Linked DNA regions of Mus musculus: region 2 is linked to region 1. A link is a loop called in an ENCODE intact Hi-C map of the cell type or tissue named here. Cell type or tissue: left cerebral cortex. All regions are shown on one strand. Region 1 has its middle 15 kb from the start of Tex2. Region 2 overlaps Scn4a (sodium channel, voltage-gated, type IV, alpha).

Region 1 (5,000 bases):
ATGGACTGAACCGCTGAACCTGTAAGCTACCTCCAATGTAATGTTGTCTTTTATAGAAATTGCCTTGGTCATGGTGTCTCTTCACAGCAATGGAAACCCTAACTAAGACACCTTCCCTCTACTCTTTTCTCTTCCTCCTTCCCTCCCTCCCTCCCTCCCTCCCTCCCTCCCTCCCTTCCTCTCTCCTTCCCTCTCTTCCTTTCTTCCTCCTTCCTCCCTTCCTTCCCTTTCATGTAGCCCAGACTGTCCTTAAACACACTATGTAACCTAAACTGGCCTTAAACTCCTGATCCTCCTAACTTTAGATTCCAAGTGTTGGAATTGCAGGCATAAGACGCCATCCCTGGTTGAGACTGAGTCCCTATATGCAGACTGAGAACATATCTCAAACTGGCTTCCCATTTGCCATCCTCTTCCTCTGGGGTGCTGGGATTATAGGGGCCACCACACCCAGCTGTTTTTTAAATTTTTTAAAGTACATTTAAAAAGCAAGGATACTCACATGCGACACTCTTATTATACCTACCACAGTGCTAGGGGACAGGGCATGCAGTCTGGGAAAAGTCAAAGGTCACCCCTCCTCCTCTACCCTCCCCTTCTTTCTCCCCCTCCCCCTCTCCCTCCACACCTCCTCCAATGAAGGCATGCCTCCTAATAGTGCCACTTCTCATGGGCCAAGCATATTCAAACCACCACAGAGGGGGTCCACAAATACTTATGACTAAATGTGAACAGAGACCATAGGTAATCTTTACTTCAGCGCTGCAAGGCTTTTGCTGATGCTGTCTTCATTTCACAGACATCATCTGAGAACTCCCAGGCCCCCAAGCCCACCGAGCTTCTGTACCAAGCTCTGTCTGAACACCTATGTCAAGATTTCTGGGTAGCAACATCAGACTAGCTATGCCAACAGGCTGCAGAGGCGGCCGCTGTCCCCTCTGAGGGCACTGGCTTCTGGGAGCCTCAGGTTTCCCTTCCTCAGCTTGGCATGGTTAACAACACCACTCCCAGCTTGGCCTGTATACAGACAAGGTGACCGGGAAGATTCCCAAGAGGGTAGAGTTACCAAGGAGAATCCAGGTGCCTGCTCCTCCTGGGCTCCACCTCCCTCAGGTGACATGCTGGCAGGCAGGTGTTGGGATTTTTAAAAACTGGCCTAAAACACTGGGCCAGCTGGTCTCTGAGGGACAGAGACAGTTTCCCAGAAAGGTTTAGAGTAGATATAGACTAGCTTTGGAGAGAGTGGAATACACACACACACACACACACACACACACACACACACGGGTGGGGTGGGGGATGGATGCTCAGACAGGTGTTCCTCACCTAAGATCAATAAGGCCTTTGGGATACTCCTGTGACCATGGACCAAGGTGCATGGGTAGCCACACTGTAGGTGACCTAGTGTGATGTCCTTAATGCTTATAGAGGTGTACCATTGTCAAGTGAATTATTCAGTAGATGTACTGGCTAGTTTTGACACAGCTGGAGTAATCACAGAGAAAGGAGCTTCAGTTAAGGAAATACCTCCATGAGATCCAACTGTAAGGCATTTTCTCAATTAGTGATCAAGGGGGAAAGGCCCCTTGTGGGTGGAACCATCTCTGGACTGGTAATCTTGGGTTCTATAAGAGAGCAGGCTGAGCAAGCCAGGAGAAGCAAGGCAGTAATGAACATCCCTCCATGGCCTCTGCATCAGCTCCTGCTTTCTGACCTGTTTGAGTTCCAGTCCTGACTTCCTTTGGTGATAAACAGCAGAATGGAAGTGTAAGCCGAATAAACCCTTTCCTCCCCAACTTGCTTCTTGGTTATGATGTTTGTGCGGAAATAGAAACCCTGACTAAGACAGTAGGTTATTTTTTTCTAAGAATAGTTGCTTAAAACTATCCACTGATGCTGGGTATGGTGGCCCACACCTTTGACCCCAGCACTTGGGGGAAGGCAGAGGCAGGCAGATCTCTGTAAGTTCCTGGACAGCCTGGTTTGCATTGTGAGTTCCAGCCAGGGGTACAGAGATACCCTGTCTACAAACAAACAAGCAATAAACTATCTCATGATAAATCTCTGTAATCTCAGCACTCATGAGACAGAGGCAGGAGTGTGGAGGCAGGAGAATTGCTTGAAATTCAGTGCCAGCCAGGGCTTTATAACTGGAGTAGTTACCCAGTTGGACCACAAGGTGGTGCGAACGAGCTGAGTAGCTAATAGCTCTTCCACCCACTCCGAAGAGAACACAGCTGTGTGAAGAACCCCCATTCTGTCAGTAACAAGTGTTTATAGGGACTGTGGCAAACTGGCCTTGGGGAAGGACAAGGACGAGAGCTGGTCGCTGATCCTCTGGAAGTCAAAGACCTGGGTTGGGAACACCAGTAATGAATGACTTGAATCTCTCTCATCAAGTGCCACAAAAGAGCACCCGACTGCTCTTCCGAAGGTCCGGAGTTCAAATCCCAGCAACCACATGGTGGCTCACAACCATCCCTAACGAGATCTGACTCCCTCTTCTGGAGTGTCTGAAGACAGCTACAGTGTACTTACATAAAATAAATAGATAAATCTAAAAAAAAATTTTTTTTAAATGTGTTAAAAAAAAAAAAAGTGCCACAAAGAAGACGCCGAGACCACAGCAAGAGAGGAGCAGAGCTACATAGGCCACTCTCAACTTACAACTTAAGGCCAAAGGAAACGGTTACCTAGGTGACAGGTTTGATTTCATTCTTAGAGGAAAAAGATCATAAGCCCGTGTCTGGCGGCAGGGGAAGGGGCCATAGGAGGAGGTGGGCGCGCTCACACAGATTCCCATGTTGTCTCCCAGGGTGGTCTTCGAGAGCATCAAGATTAGAAAGAGTTGTCACTGACACATGAATTTAGTAGCTAGGTCTTGGAAAGGTCCCTGCAGTTCGTACCCAGCTGCATGAGAACCTGGAGTAACACCCTGCAGGCCCCTGGCTGTCTTGCCCTTCAAAGCATCAAGGAATCAGTCATGGGCTGCCTCCAGCAGGGTGCCCCCTACACGGTGGTCTTTTCCGCGTTCGGCATGGACAGGTAGGATCTTTGTGGATGCTAAGTTCTCTCGAGTTTTGTTTGTTTGACACTCAGATTTTCCCATGTTGTCCAAATATTGTTAAAACAGCAATTGTGGGCAGGAGAGAAGAAAAAGGGAAACTAACACAGGCCATCCTCTCTATCCTCAAATCACTCTGTCTGTTTGTTTTTGCTTTTGAGGCAGGATTTCTCTGTGCAGCCCCAGCTGCCCTGGAACTCACTCTGTAGACCAGACTAGCTTTCGTTATTTTGTCTTTTTTTTTTTTCTTTCTCAGAGCTGAGGACCAAACCCAGGGCCTTCTGCTTGCTAGGCAAGTGCTCTATCACTGAGCTAAATCCCCAACCCCCAGGCTAGCCTTAAACCCAGAGATCCCCCTGCTTCTGTTGGGAGCATAGGTGGGCACCAGTGTCCTGTGGTTCATTTCTTTCTTTCTTTTTTTTTTTTTCTTCTTTCTTGCTCTGACCCCGCTCACTCCAGTCATTCTAGATGGTTGTGAGCCACCATGTGGTTGCTGGGAATTGAACTCAGGACCTCCGGAAGAGCAGTCAGTGCTCTTGACAACTGAGCCATCTCTGCAGCCCAATGTGTTTCATTTCTCCATGAAGAGAGCAGGGCTGTGGGGATTTTGTTCCAGGATACAGTGGTCATCTCATGGCCCGCCCCATCCATCCTCCTCCTGGGCTTCCTGGCACCAGCCTCATTAGATCATATGAAACGGACCACCAGAAATGTGTGGCCGGGCATCTCTGTCCCACCACAGCCTGAAGGCAATAAGAGAGACCAGGCCAAGTCAGAGAGTCCTGGGTGAGTTGGAAGGTGCCAGTGGATGGATCAAGAGATTAAAACTACAAAGAGCAGGGTTAGAGATGTAATTGGTTTTTATTTGAGATTCCCGAGTCAAAGCAACCTTTATTTTACAAAGGCCAAGGAGAACTGCCCCATTGTCAGGCCATTCCAGAAGTGTGAGTTTTGAAAGGTGAGAGCAAGGAAATACAATAGAAGAAAGGCAGAGGGAAAGGGGAGGGGAGCTGGCTGAACAGATAAATTCACTTGCCAAACAACCCAGAACCTCTTGACCTCCACAGGTGCGACAAACACAGACACACAGACACAGACACACACACAGACACACAGACACAGACACAGACACACACAGACACACACACACACACACACACACACACACACACACACACACACAGAGCAATAATAGAAACAACAAAAACAACACTAAAGGAGAAAAAAGCCAGAGTAAAGACTGGTGCTTCCCACTAGGTGGTGTCCTGGGAGGGCCCAGTCATGGCCTGCTGCATCCCTAGCCTGGATCAATAAGTGACATCATGCCCTCCAACCTCGGGAGACTGGATAGCTTTGAAGTCGGGTCTTCCTAGCTTAATAAACATGGCTTTACTCCTCATGATGATGGTGCAGAGATGATGGAGGTGCAGAGTCAGGGAGGGCCAGTGGCTGTTGCCAATAGCAACTAAAACGGGCCACTTCTACAAGTGCTCAGTGTGACTCCGGAGGGAGACAAGACAGAGAGGAGCAAGAGTTGGGATCAGGAGGGGAAGCCAAGTTCCCCAGTTAGCTGTACTTGTGACCAGGAGCCATAGCTTCTTGACTTACTGGCTTTGATGAGTTCAGGTTTTTTTAGTGGGAATCCTCCGGACCTCACCTCACCCATGGCTGGAGGCTCTGCTGGTAAGATTAAGTGGAGGCTCTTTGGTAAACAGAGGAACTTCATGAACCAGTGGCTGAGATCTTCCCAGAAACAGGGACCACAACCCTGAGTTAAACTTAGCTCAGGCCCCTGGTACTGTGACAGGCTAGTCATCTTCTAACAAATAGGCAGGACTACTCTAACCAATTGCTACAGGGCTTGGCCTTTGATGATGTGATGGCTCGCTCATTTATGTCAACATGCCACACACTAGAGTCATTGAAGCAGAGGGAC
Region 2 (5,000 bases), 300 kb after region 1:
CTCTTCAGAGATTTCACCGTGAAGGATCTCCCTGAAGCATGGAGGCCAGCCTGAGAATCTGGCCTGGGACAGTGCTAGGAGGTGGGAGGAAACTTAGCTAAGCCAGAGTACCAGCCCCCACACCCTGCCCCCACACCCTGCCCCCACACCCTGCCACCACACCCTGCCCCCACCGTGATCAGATTCCCTTGGCGCCACACCGGAGCCTTGGCTGGGGAAAACTTTCCATCCTTTCTGGGTCTCTCAGCCAAATAGACCCTGGGGGTGGCAAGGCTTGGACTCTGGGGGCACCATGTGCCTGCTCTCTGCAGCTGTGGCAGCCCAGATCTGTCTTGGCTCCGCTTCTTAACCTTGCTCCTGCAAAAGCACCTTCAGGCCTCTTTTCTTCTACTGACTCCTTCATATATCCCTACACCTCCTAGGACCCCACAGGGCTGAGCCAACCAGCCCCCCCCCCAGCCATCCTTCAGCCCATCTCCCGTCCTCCCCACTCTCCTCCCCAGGCTTCCTCACGTCACCCCTGTGCTTTCCTAGATGCCACGTACCACGAGGGCAGAACTGAGGACATTTTTGTCACTAGGGTGCCTTTGCCAGGGCACAGTGGTAGTTTTATAAGGGCTGAGTGAATGAATGAATGAATGAATGAATGAACTAATGGATGAGTGGCTCCTGCTCTATTCTCTTCTTTCTCTCTGGTCTCCCTTACTCCCACCTATTGGGAGAATGAAGGGATCTCTTGGGACCTAGGAGTCACATGCCCTGTGGTCCCCACAGAAGCCACTACAGCCTCTGTACGACGGGAACTCCTCCGTCTGCAGCACAGCTGACTACAAGCCCCCCGAAGAGGACCCTGAGGAGCAGGCTGAGGAGAACCCTGAGGGGGAGCTACCTGAGGAGTGTTTCACAGAGGGTGAGGCCACCCCTACAGACCACACCCACACCCAGGCCAGAGGAGAACCACAGAAATGGTTCTGCTCACCTTGCCTTACCTGGGGAGCCGACACTTGAGCCCCAGAGGCATTTTACCAAAGAGCCTAGGCTTGTTGAGATGGGGGATCATGGGAAGAGCTGGCGTCCTGAGCCTCCTTGTGAAGCATTTTAGTTTTGGGCTGTAGAGAGTCCCTGAGTCCCTGCTGTGTGAACCAGATGGAGCCAGTTGTGGGGAGGAGGTGGGGCCCCAGTCTTGGGGTAGCATGGCAGAGGGTGGGGAGGTGCATTCTGAAACATCCGAAGGCCAGTGACATGTTCCCGTCCTGCCTCCCAGCCTGTGTGAAGCGCTGCCCCTGCCTCTATGTGGACATCTCCCAGGGCCGCGGGAAAATGTGGTGGACACTCCGCAGGGCCTGCTTCAAGATTGTTGAGCACAACTGGTTTGAGACCTTCATCGTCTTCATGATCTTGCTCAGCAGCGGGGCCCTGGTAGGCACCCTCCCCCAGGGGACAGGGCGGGAGCAGGAATGGGTGCCTTGCTTCCTAAGGCTTCCATATCATGTCTTTCTCAATTGTTCTCCATCTTTTGCATTAAGGCAGGGTTTCTCACTGAACTCAGAGCTCGATGTTTGGGCTGTTTAAGGGATTCCCTGTCTCTGTCTCCTGTAAGCCTGGGGTTTCAGGCAGGCTGCTGCTGCCACCCGGCTTCCATACAGGTTCTGGGGATCCAAACTTCAGCTCTCATGCTTGCACGACAGATAAGGCATTTCCCCACTCAACGTCAGTTTCTTAAAGTAAAAGATTGGTCCCTTTGTTTTGAAAACCCTGTCCCCTCAGCCAATAGGAAGGTAGGTGGGCCCTGGGAATTTGGAGTTAAGGGCGGTCAGAACTGAAGATAACGTTATTGTGGACCCCCAGCAGAGAGTTGAGAGCTAAGCCTCCTTCCCTACCAGGCATCTTGCCCCTCCCCCTCCTGATGATAGGGCTGGGAATGGAAGATTCCCAGAGGTGCTACAGCCTATGTCCCGTGAAACCAGCAACAGCAGGCAGGATGGGGAACAGAGCTTGCTGCCCCAGCTGCTGAGCCCCTGGTCATTGTGGGTTATACTGGTGTCCCCAGGCCTTCGAGGACATCTACATTGAACAGCGGCGAGTCATCCAAACCATCCTGGAATATGCTGACAAGGTCTTCACCTACATCTTCATCCTGGAGATGCTGCTAAAGTGGGTGGCCTACGGCTTCAAGGTGTACTTCACCAACGCCTGGTGCTGGCTCGACTTCCTCATTGTGGATGTGAGTCTCCTGGATCTGGCCACACAGCCGGATGTCATGGCCTTTAGATAACCCAGGCTCTGGGAGGTAGGACCTATCTGAATCTACACAGTCAGACCTCCCAGGTTAGCACTGCTCCCTATAGACCAGCCTCTTCCTTCCCAGACATGACAGCCCAGACCTGGAGCCTTATGCTCCCTGCCAGTGTAATTCTTATATGCTCTTTGATAGATACACGGAACCTGAGGAGATGGGTACTGTCCTTCCCAATTATGGTTGTAGGTGACATCATTGAGGTGAACCCTGGTCCTACAGGTGCTAGAGGCCACAAGCCTACTCTTCCCAGAAGACAGGATTATCCATCAGGGATGGGGTCTACAGGAGACACACAGAAACTGGGGTATCTCTCTCATGTGTCCCAGGCTAGAAGAAAGCCAGGGACCCTCCACCTCCTGAGCATGCACTTCTTCCAGGTCTCCATCATCAGTCTGGTGGCTAACTGGCTGGGCTACTCTGAGCTGGGGCCCATCAAATCCCTGCGCACGCTCCGGGCCCTGCGACCTCTGAGGGCACTGTCCCGATTTGAAGGCATGAGGGTGAGTAGTGGATAGAGGAACACTGAGGTTTAGGGCTGTGACCTATCTCCAGGTAACCCCATTCCCACCCCAGGTTCTAGTAGATTCTAAACTTAACTCTGCTACCACTGGAGGGCAGCAGAGGCTGCTGCAGTGGCCTGGAAGGCTTGAGGCAAGACCAGGAAGAAAGATCTACCTGCTGGTTCATGGGGGCTCCCAACTCAGATTGGGGGCCCCCCATAGGGCCCTGTAACATGAGCACGTGAACAAGTATTTCTGTCTGCTTCAGTTCTGAGCCTGTCCCTCTTGAGCATGGAATCATGTCCTTGGGTTCGGGGGCACTTTAGAAAAGATCCCCAAAGGCCTGTGAGAGAGGAAATAACAGGTAAACACAGGGCACGACCAGTGGGACTTCCCCCACTGACAGGAGATGAGACTCATTCCAGGGCAGCAGCAGGCTCAGACTAAGCACCCTGCCCTTCCTAGTTTATGTAAGATGCTGGCCTAAGGCTAGGCCCCCAGTCCTGGTGCTGAGACCTCTGCCCACTAATAATCTGCTCAGAGCCAACTGAGTGATTTGAAGAAACACAGCACCCCCTCGCCCCCACCCCTGCTCCTGCCACCAACTCTGTCCAGAGGTCATGACATAGCCCTTACTTAAAAGGAAACTACTCAGGCTAGGGTAAGCTCTGATGGTCGAGTGCTTATCTGGCATGCAGTAAGCTCAGGACAACCCCCTGAGATTCATACATGAGGTGTGGTGGCACACACCCTCTGACCCCAGCGCTCAGGAGGCGGTGGCAAAAACTTGAGGTCTCCCTCAGCTATATGGCAAGTTCAAGTCCAGCGTAGGATATACGAGACCCGGTCTCAAAAGGCCTAAAGAAGGATCGTGGCGGTTCTCAGATCCAGCCAAGACTAACGCAGCATGGTAGGCCTGTATGGCTGGGGCTGGTGAGGGTCAGGAACCTGATCCTGAATCCTGTTGCTTCACAGATCTAGGTGGTTTCTTTTTTAGGCCATTTCTGTGTCTCTCACAGAAGCAGTGAGCCAAGCCGGGTCACAGCCGGGTCACGTGGGCTGAGTTTCCTATGGGGGCTGAGAAAGCAATGTTTGTCTTGTGCTTTGTGATCCATGACCTGGGCTGCTTCCAGAGAAGCCTGGCCCCTTTACTCTGCCTTAATGACTCCAGCCAAGCAGAGAGCCTTTCTAGAAGACCAGCATGGTAGCTTCTAATCCTACCATTTACCCTACACACAGAGACCCCAGCAGACTCCTCTCACACCCAGGCTGGCTAACACTGCCCCTTTCTGAGTGGCAGTGCTTAGCTCCTGCATGGTCCCCTAGCTGATCTTAGCTGGGAGCCCCCTGTCAGATGCCAGGGAGTGGCTCTAGCAATGACCCCAACCACCACCCTGGCCCCTAGGTGGTGGTGAACGCCCTTCTGGGAGCCATCCCTTCCATCATGAACGTGCTCCTTGTCTGCCTCATCTTCTGGCTCATCTTCAGCATCATGGGGGTCAACTTGTTTGCTGGAAAGTTCTACTACTGCATCAACACAACCACCTCCGAGAGATTCGACATCTCTGTGGTCAACAACAAGTCCGAGTGTGAGAGCCTCATGTACACCGGCCAGGTCCGCTGGATGAACGTCAAGGTCAACTATGACAACGTGGGTCTCGGCTACCTCTCTCTTCTTCAGGTGGTGAGTGGCACCCACTGAGCCTACTCAGAAATGGGTAGAAGTGCCTGGTTGTGCCTCATCGGATCAGAACCCAGTGGGGTGGCAGGTGGTCTCGGGGGCAGGCTTGATCAGGGAAGTGGGGGAAGAACATGAATGGTGGTGTGTGGTGGAGCCCCTCCCCCTCATGCCCTGCCGTGATCTCTCAGGCCACTTTCAAGGGTTGGATGGACATCATGTATGCAGCTGTGGACTCCCGGGAGGTGAGTGGGGTCACTGAGTTGGTAAGTTGGAGGAGCAGCAATAGCGGTCCATTCTGTCCTCCCCACTCTCACCTGACACCTTCACCCCACCACACTATCTCCTTGGAAGACCAGCAGCCTGGGGAGGAGGGGCATCCTCCTCACAGTACTATGGGGATCAAAGAGAAACTCCATGTGTGTACCCCATCCTGCAGAAAGAGGAGCAGCCAGACTACGAGGTGAACCTCTACATGTACCTTTACTTCGTCATCTTTATCATCTTCGGCTCCTTCTTCACC

Evidence for each region. A loop is a pair of places that touch in the nucleus more often than their neighbours do. Peaks named below come from ENCODE experiments on the same cell type or tissue, not always from the same donor. Only the 100,000 strongest peaks of a DNase experiment are listed, where the experiment ranks them.
Region 2: a loop joins it to region 1, with 1.8 times the contacts of the local background. A loop is called at or near these places in 2 of 42 quality-filtered maps.

The regions. Positions count from the first base shown.
Region 1 is chr11:106,625,121-106,630,120 of GRCm38, reverse strand. No RefSeq gene overlaps it. Among named protein-coding and RNA genes, the nearest start is that of Tex2, 15 kb to the right of the region's middle. In left cerebral cortex, a CTCF peak has its summit at 2,176 (motif pointing right); a DNase peak (open chromatin) is centred at 2,199.
Region 2 is chr11:106,323,930-106,328,929 of GRCm38, reverse strand. Scn4a (sodium channel, voltage-gated, type IV, alpha) reads left to right here. Exons shown (of 24, transcript NM_133199.2): 15 at 775-910; 16 at 1,265-1,419; 17 at 2,051-2,224; 18 at 2,677-2,799; 19 at 4,205-4,483; 20 at 4,669-4,722; 21 at 4,917-5,000. Among named protein-coding and RNA genes, the nearest start is that of Cd79b, 12 kb to the right of the region's middle. In left cerebral cortex, a CTCF peak has its summit at 2,902 (motif pointing right); a DNase peak (open chromatin) is centred at 2,906.